Regions from separate parts of the Mus musculus genome. Here region 1 is linked to region 2. Evidence: chromatin contacts called from ENCODE POLR2A ChIA-PET data. All regions are on one chromosome and are shown on one strand. The core of a region is the stretch at or near the end of the contact, and the rest is flanking DNA. Distances in the headings are between cores, read along the strand shown.

Region 1 (3,644 bases), core at 916-3,415, 43 kb before region 2:
ACGCCCCTCTTCTAGTTGCCTTCACCATCACCCAAGGGCTCCCAGTACCTCTTCATGCACTTTCTTAAGGAACGCGATCTCCTCGTTGAGGGATTCGATTCTGCGCTCCAGGTCAATACGAGCTAGAGTGGCTGCATCCACATCCTGGCCCGAGGGAAATACAACGTCAGGGTCAGGAACAGCTCAAGTGGGGACCAGAGAGAGGAGAGGTGACCGCTGGGGACCAAAGAGGGCTCACCGCTCGGAAGGCAGCCAAGTTGTTCTCTGCTTCTTCTCTTAGTTGGATTTCCTCCTGTAGTCTAGCCAGGGCAGACAAACAGACAGACAAATAGTGAGGGACAAAGCCAGCTGTAGAGAACTACTGACTGGGGACCTATCAGGGAGCCAGCTCAGGACACAGGGACATGTCTTGGTGGTTGGGTAGAACAAGAGGCCCAGGGGGAAAAAAAAAAAAAGCAGCAGAAGCCCCGCCTACGGGGGGGTGGAGCAGGAAGTGGCTCTGTCTCAACCCTGGAGCCACTCCCTTGAAGTCTTGTGTCCCAGATAGTCTGACCTCCCCGGGGTTAGGAACTCTGTTTTATTTTATCCACCTCTGTGTTCCCAGGCTTAGCCTGACCCATGTAGGAGCTAAATAAATGTCTGTGACTTTGGTGGCAAGAAGGTGACACTGCTCATCTGGGTAAACAGAAACAGGACCGTCATGATGTACGGAGTCTTTTCTGTTTTTGTTTGTTTGTTTGTTTAAATAAACTTTTTTAATTTTCTAAAACAAATCTTGCTAAGTAGGCCCGGTTGGCCTTGTATTTGCTCCGTATCCTAGGCTTGCCTAGAACTCATGGCAGTTCTGTATCATCCTCCCTAGTGCTGGAATTACAGGGGGTGCCCCCATATCCGGATTATTCAGCCTCTTTTACTGGATCGTGGTGGAATGGGTCACAGCCTTTATCCACTGTCCCCTTTACTCAAACCTGTCCATTTACCAAGTGCAATAACATTACCTCAGCTAGGCCCAGGGGCCTAGCCCCCACCCCACCCCCATCCCCGCCCCTCCCTTGGGCCTCATCACAGCTAAGCTTAAAACTACTGCCTGGCTTCCCTCCTGCTCTTCCCAGCCCATCCATCCTTCCAGGCTCTCATCAGCCTCGCTTCTCCCTCAGAACGTGCTCTGACCCTTTCCTTGACTATGGTCATCATCACTCTAGCAACTTAGCATCCTTTCACAGGCAGCTGCCCACCGTGCACTAGGCAAGGTTCCCCCATTTCCCCCATTTCCCCCATTTCTTCTGTCTACCTTCCCAAGACTACTACTCCAGTGTTACATAGAAGGGGCCAGGAAAGATCTCTACTTAGCGAACACCGGGGAATGACCTTTTCCAAACATGGGCTGAGGAGGGAGGGTCTCAGGCGAGGGGGAGGGGGGCTGCTGGGGACGGGGGTGAGGGGAAAGATCTGGGAGGCCCTCACTTGGCCTTGAGCCTCTGCAGGTCGTCTATCAGGTTGTCACGCTCCACGTCGACCCGGGCGCGCTGGTTGGTGAGCACCTCCACCTGGCGCCGCAGCTCGCGCATCTCCTCCTCGTAGAGCTCGGCGACCCGAGTCGGTTCGCGGCCCTTGAGCCGGTTGACCTCGGCGGCGAGCGCGGCGTTCTGCTGCTCCAAGAAGCGCACCTTCTCGATGTAGTTGGCGAAGCGGTCATTGAGCTCTTGCAGCTCCACCTTCTCGTTGGTGCGCGTGGCCAGGAACTCCTGGTTCACAGCGTCGGCCAGGGAGAAGTCCAGCAGCTCGCCCGCGCCATAGGATGGCGCTCGGGTGGTCCCCAGCCGGCTAGACCGCAGCGACCCCAAGCCTCCAGCCCCGCCCGACGTGCGCGACACCTGGTACACGCGGGATGTCATTGAACTCGAGGAGCCCTTGGTACCGAAGCCTGCTCGAGGGAACACGGGAGAGCTCAGCGGGGAGCCCAGAGAGAAGCCCGGGGCGCCGCCGAAGGTGCGGCGGTAGGAGGACACGCGCTGGCTGGACGAGTAGGCCTGGCTCATGGTGGCGGCGTGGACGAGGCTGGCTGGGCGGACGCACAGAGGAGGCAGCGGGCGGGCAGCCGGCTGGAGTGGATGTGAAGATGGGTGACGGAGCCCCTTAGCTGTCTGCACTATTTGTAGCCCTCCTGACATCACCCCCCGGCGCCCCTCCCCTGACAGCTGCAGGATCCCTCTGTCCTGCCAGGAAAAGGGCGGCCACAGGCGAGGGGGCGGGGAGGCCAGCTCCCCCGCAAGAGGCCTGCGCCCCTGGACAGCCCCAAGAGGACAGAAGACAGGCAGGCCTGCTGGGTTTCACAGGGCAAGGAGCTGACAGGAGACCCCCGGCCGGCCCCTTTTTTTCCATTTGGATGCCTGCCTTATCCTGGGGAAAGCGGGCTAGAGAATTTCGTTTGTTTGAGGCCCCCTATTTTCTCCGAGGAGAGGTTTTAGGTTATTGGAATGAACAAGAAGGACCCCCGAAGTGTTTTATTCGCACAAGTTGCCTAGAAAATGCTGAGGTTTCCAACGACTGTGGGCAAAGCCCGGACAGGTCTCTACCATCCTTTCAAAAGAGTCTCTAGGTAGGCCTGTAGGGTAGGTACCGGTTAGTCAGAGAGTGACCCTGGCCGGGGCACATGCATATCACTGATACCTGGGTTTTAACTCTGAGCCTCAGTTTCCCTTGGGAGGAATGTTGGCCTTCTGCTTCCCTCAAGTTTATAGCCAGCAAGATAGTTTCCAGAATCTTCTGACGACTGTTTCCAACTGCGTGTAGTCGCACCCCCGCATCGCCTTTGCCTGACTCCTGCGCCCCTGTCTCCCTCGCCCCCTCTCTGATTCATCCCCCTACTCACACCGCCCACACCCACTCACACCACGGGTTTGTGTTTTGTCAGGAGATGCATGTCAAGCCAGCCGTCTCCCTAGCAGCAACAGCTGCCAAGGCGAAATACCAGAGCTGGTATTTATAGAGGAGAAGGAAAGGCCCAGCTAGGAAGCAAGGTACAGGAGAGGCGTTCTGGGGACTGGGAGCCAGGCACCTGAGGAGACAGAGGTGTCAAGGAAGGCTGACAGCGACAAGCTTCAGTCACTCCAGGACCCCAACAGAGATGAAGGCCTGGGGTGTGTTCGCCTCTCTCTTCCCTGAAGCACAAGGCGCACACCGACCCCTAAGGGCATCTACATTTCTCTGTGCACCTTGCTGCAGCTCTTCACTGAGCCCTGACCCTCCTAGAACACAAACCCTGGAGATAGAGTACTAGATTAGGGGTCCATAGCTCAACCTTGGAAATGGAGCCCTGGATTAGGAGCCGTAGTCCTACCCAGGGCTGGTCAGAGAGAAAGCGGTGCCAAAAGGCATGTCCTTGTCCTCCCTACCTCTCAGGGTCCTTAGTCATAGAGTGGGGGCCAAACAGCTTCGCATGACTGTGCAATGAGCCTTTGAACAGGCCAGGGAGACAATAAAGCATACACCAACAATAACAATAATGCCTTATATGTACTGATCCCTGCTGGGAACACCACGCCTGTGACTCCCCAGTTCTCCGATAGCATCGTGAAGCAGGGGCCACATAAATGCCATTTGCGTAGCGTAGCATAGTGAGGTAGCCTGACTACAGGGTCTAG
Region 2 (3,649 bases), core at 330-2,829:
ACATAATATTGGAATTGCCCCCCTCAACTGCTTTAAGGAGTAGAAAGAGCCAGTAGGGGCGGCTCATGCCTGTATCTCCAACAATTGCAAGACTGAGGCAGGATTGCCATGGATTTGAGGCCAGCCTGGGCTACATAGTGAGCTCTGGAAAAGCCTGAACAAAACTGAAATCCTGTCTGAAAGAAAAAAAAAATCATGAGTATCAGAATCAAACCTCAGGGCCACCCAAACAGCTGTGTTGAAAAGGTCACTGACTTCTGTGTTCCTCTGAGACCTACTAAGTAGCATAACATTTAACCAAAGAGGATAGAAAAAAGCCTACGAAAGTCTCTTGCAGTTGTTCTAGGCTCTGCACACTAATTTATGGAGTCATAAGCCCAGCTGTGCCATCCATTTGTAACTAGAGACAGATTACTCTCATAATTCCGTTGTCTACAAAATGCTGACAGTAAAATTGTGAGAATTACATACGATAACGTTTATCATAACATAAACTCATGGAAGTCAGCGGCTGTGCTAACACCACCGGGGCGCTAGAGCGCGCTGCCGCCGCCGCGGTGGGCCGTCCTGCCTGAGGGTGCTCCAGGAGCGGAACGCCTCGCAGCGGCTTCGAGGCCGCTGACAAAGGAAAGGGCGGAGGGGGGGGGGTCAACGCCTGGAGGACTCGACTTGATGGAGGCGGGGCGAGAGAGGCATCAGGGGCGGGGCCTGCCAAGGAAGCCCGGACAGCGGAGACAAGGTCTGGAGAGTAGGCGTGACGGGGCGGAGCTAGTGGCGCAATGAGGGCGGGTCATGAGACGTGGCTCCTAACGGGGCAAAGCTAGTGGAACAGTGGGGCGGGGCGCGGTGTGACTGGAGCTGACTAGTCCACGTGGTTAGAACGCAGCCTGATTGGAGGAAGGCGGGTCGGTGAGGCGGGAGCGGAACCGGAACGCGTCCTGACAGGGGCGGAGCTCTCGGAGTAGTGAGGGCGGGACGCGGCCTGACTGGCACAGAGCAGTCAGCGTGTTTGGAACCAGGCCTGACGGGAGCTGAGCGAGTAGCGGGAGGGGGCGGAACCCGACCGAGGCCTGACAGGGGCGGAGCTCGCGGAGCAGCGGGGGCGGGGCGAGGCCTGGTAGAGGCGGAGTCCCGGTGCGGCCTGACGAGAGGCGGAGCCCACAGCTCGGCGAAGGCGAGGCCTGATCCGGGAGGGAGGAGCGGAGCGTCAGGGGCGGGCCGGAGTCCGGCTCCTGGAGCGGAGTGCGGTGGGGCTATGCAGGTGTGTTGCTGTTGCCGGTCCCGCCTCCACTTCGGCTCGGTGGCAGGCCGCGCGCCCTTTCGGAGCTAAGCTTAAGGCGGCGCTGACACGGGCGTACTCCGGTTTCAAAGTAAAACTGAAACCCTCCGAGGTGGCCTGACCTTCCCGGAGCCGGAAGGGCTGTCTAGTGACTGACGGGGCTAAGGGACAGGTGTAGTGGTGCTTTGATTCCGGACACGGTGGCGCGCCGGCTAGTGGCCTTTCCAGCTTTGAGGTCCTCTTGGAGGCGGGATTTCCTAGCTGGGCGGGGCGTGGATTATCTGATTAGGGGGCGGGCCTTTCCGATCCTGTACTCCAGGGACAAAACTGGGTGGAGGTCCTCTTGCCCTGGGACTGAACCTTTGAGCCGAGAGCGATCGAGCTAGGAATCCACATCTGTCGCCAGTGAAGTCCTCGGAAGCAGAGGTTGAGCCTTGGGGCTCTCATTTCTAGGGGGCTGAAAGAGGGATCCTAGACCCGGCAGCCACCTGAACTCTCCACTTCTCCCTGTAGATGGCTATGAACGGCAGGGCTCGGAAAGAGGCCATCCAGGCCACAGCCCGAGAGCTCCTGAAGTTCGTGAACCGGAGTCCCTCTCCTTTCCACGGTAGGTGACCAGGGTTAGGGAGGCTAGGAGTGGGAGTGACTTGACCAACTTCCATCGCTGAGAGAGCCCTTTTCCTACAGTCGTGGCTGAGTGCCGCAGCCGCCTCCTCCAGGCTGGCTTCCGTGAACTCAAGGAAACAGAGGGCTGGGATATCGTACCAGAAAACAAGGTACTAAGGGATAGCGTGGGGGCAGACACTATTGCAAAGGCCTGTGTCCCGGATCATAAAGCAACTCACGCCCCTGTCTTTCAACTCTCTCCCCCAGTACTTCTTAACCAGAAACTCCTCCTCCATCATTGCTTTTGCTGTGGGGGGCCAGTATGTTCCTGGCAATGGCTTCAGCCTCATTGGGGCCCACACGGACAGTCCCTGTCTCAGGGTAAGAAGTTAGGACTTGTTTGGACTGAAGGGAGGTGTGGGGGGGGGCGGTTGGGAAGAAGAGATCCTGGAGGTAGAGTTTGCAAGGCCCTATCCCAAGGTCCCGGGAAGAAGGTAGACCCGCCCCATGCTCTCATGTTCCCCACATACACTTTCAGCTGTCAACTGATGTGCTATCTGCTCTGTATAACTTACTGCCTGAGTCTCCCTTCCAGATGTTGTCTTTCAGACATTCCCTTTTTTCTCATTCTTACGCTCAGGTGAAACGCAAATCGCGCCGAAGCCAGGTGGGCTACCACCAGGTCGGTGTTGAGACCTACGGCGGTGGGATCTGGAGCACATGGTTCGACCGGGACCTGACCTTGGCTGGACGCGTCATTATCAAGGTGGTATCGAGGGGCTAGGAACTGGGGAGGCTCTCACTTCCGGCAGCCTGAAGCTTGAATGTCTTCCCATTTCTTAAGTGTACCAGTGAAGAGTCCTCGTGGGGAAGAGGGGACATGATTATTCTGGGTTTAGTAAGGGATTTTATCAGCTGGATTTGGGAGGTGCCCAGTTCTGACCTGGCCGGTTGGCCACAGTGCCCTACCTCAGGCCGGCTGGAGCAGAGGCTCGTCCATATAGAACGGCCCATCCTGCGCATCCCACATCTGGCCATCCATCTGCAGCGAAATATCAATGAGAACTTTGGGCCCAACACAGAGATCCACCTGTGAGTCCACATTCGAGCCAGGGTTGTGATGGCTGTGAGGGTGGGATATGGCACTGGGGAACAGAGGACCACCCCTTAGTGGTCAAGTTCCACGTTTGGAAACCAGTTCTATCCATTTGGGGAGTGCGCTGGGAATCAGTCGGAGGACTAGAAGTTCATGGCTGTCCCTCTCCCTTCTCTCAACCCATTTCCCCACAGAGTCCCTATTCTTGCCACAGCAGTTCAGGAAGAGCTGGAGAAAGGGACTCCTGAACCAGGGCCTCTCGGTGCCACTGTAAGAAGCTCCCCTGGCCCGGAGAGGGTGGGCAGAGGGGAGCAGACCAGTCCCCTAGAGGGGCAAAGGATGAGCAGGTCCACCTTCCAACATCCCCTGCCTTACAGGATGAGCGGCACCACTCGGTCCTCATGTCCCTGCTCTGTACCCATCTGGGCCTGAGTCCTGACAGCATCATGGAGATGGAGCTCTGCCTGGCAGACACCCAGCCTGCAGTAAGGAGTGGCTGTAGGCCCTCGTGGTGGGGTCCTCCAGGGTCCCTGTCAGCCATAGCATATCCCCGAAGCTCCTCAGTTAGTCTCATCCTTGTTCTTCCCAGTTGGTGGCACTTCCTCTGCTTTCAGTAGTTCCCAGATAAGCAGAGCATCTCCCCAGAAGACCGTCCTACTGAGACTGGG

What was found. ChIA-PET counts read pairs that join two places held with the same protein, here RNA polymerase II (POLR2A).
Region 1: POLR2A ChIA-PET joins it to region 2 with 16 read pairs in embryonic stem cell. The contact joins the promoter of Des here to the promoter of Dnpep in region 2. POLR2A ChIA-PET finds 5 or more read pairs at or near these places in 4 of 5 experiments (Patski and embryonic stem cell).

The regions. Positions count from the first base shown.
Region 1 is chr1:75,358,813-75,362,456 of GRCm38, reverse strand. It overlaps Des (desmin), which reads right to left and starts at 2,165. Exons shown (of 9, transcript NM_010043.2): 1 at 1,465-2,165; 2 at 239-299; 3 at 49-144. The coding sequence starts at 2,039. RefSeq lists a promoter at 2,123-2,203, silencers at 2,204-2,491, 2,658-2,703, cis regulatory regions at 2,492-2,658, 1,933-3,101, 2,054-3,644, 1,517-3,644 and an enhancer at 2,703-3,102.
Region 2 is chr1:75,314,947-75,318,595 of GRCm38, reverse strand. Dnpep (aspartyl aminopeptidase) reads left to right here and starts at 1,579. Exons shown (of 15, transcript NM_016878.4): 1 at 1,579-1,705; 2 at 1,793-1,886; 3 at 1,967-2,055; 4 at 2,153-2,266; 5 at 2,526-2,651; 6 at 2,847-2,977; 7 at 3,176-3,251; 8 at 3,359-3,466. The coding sequence starts at 1,793.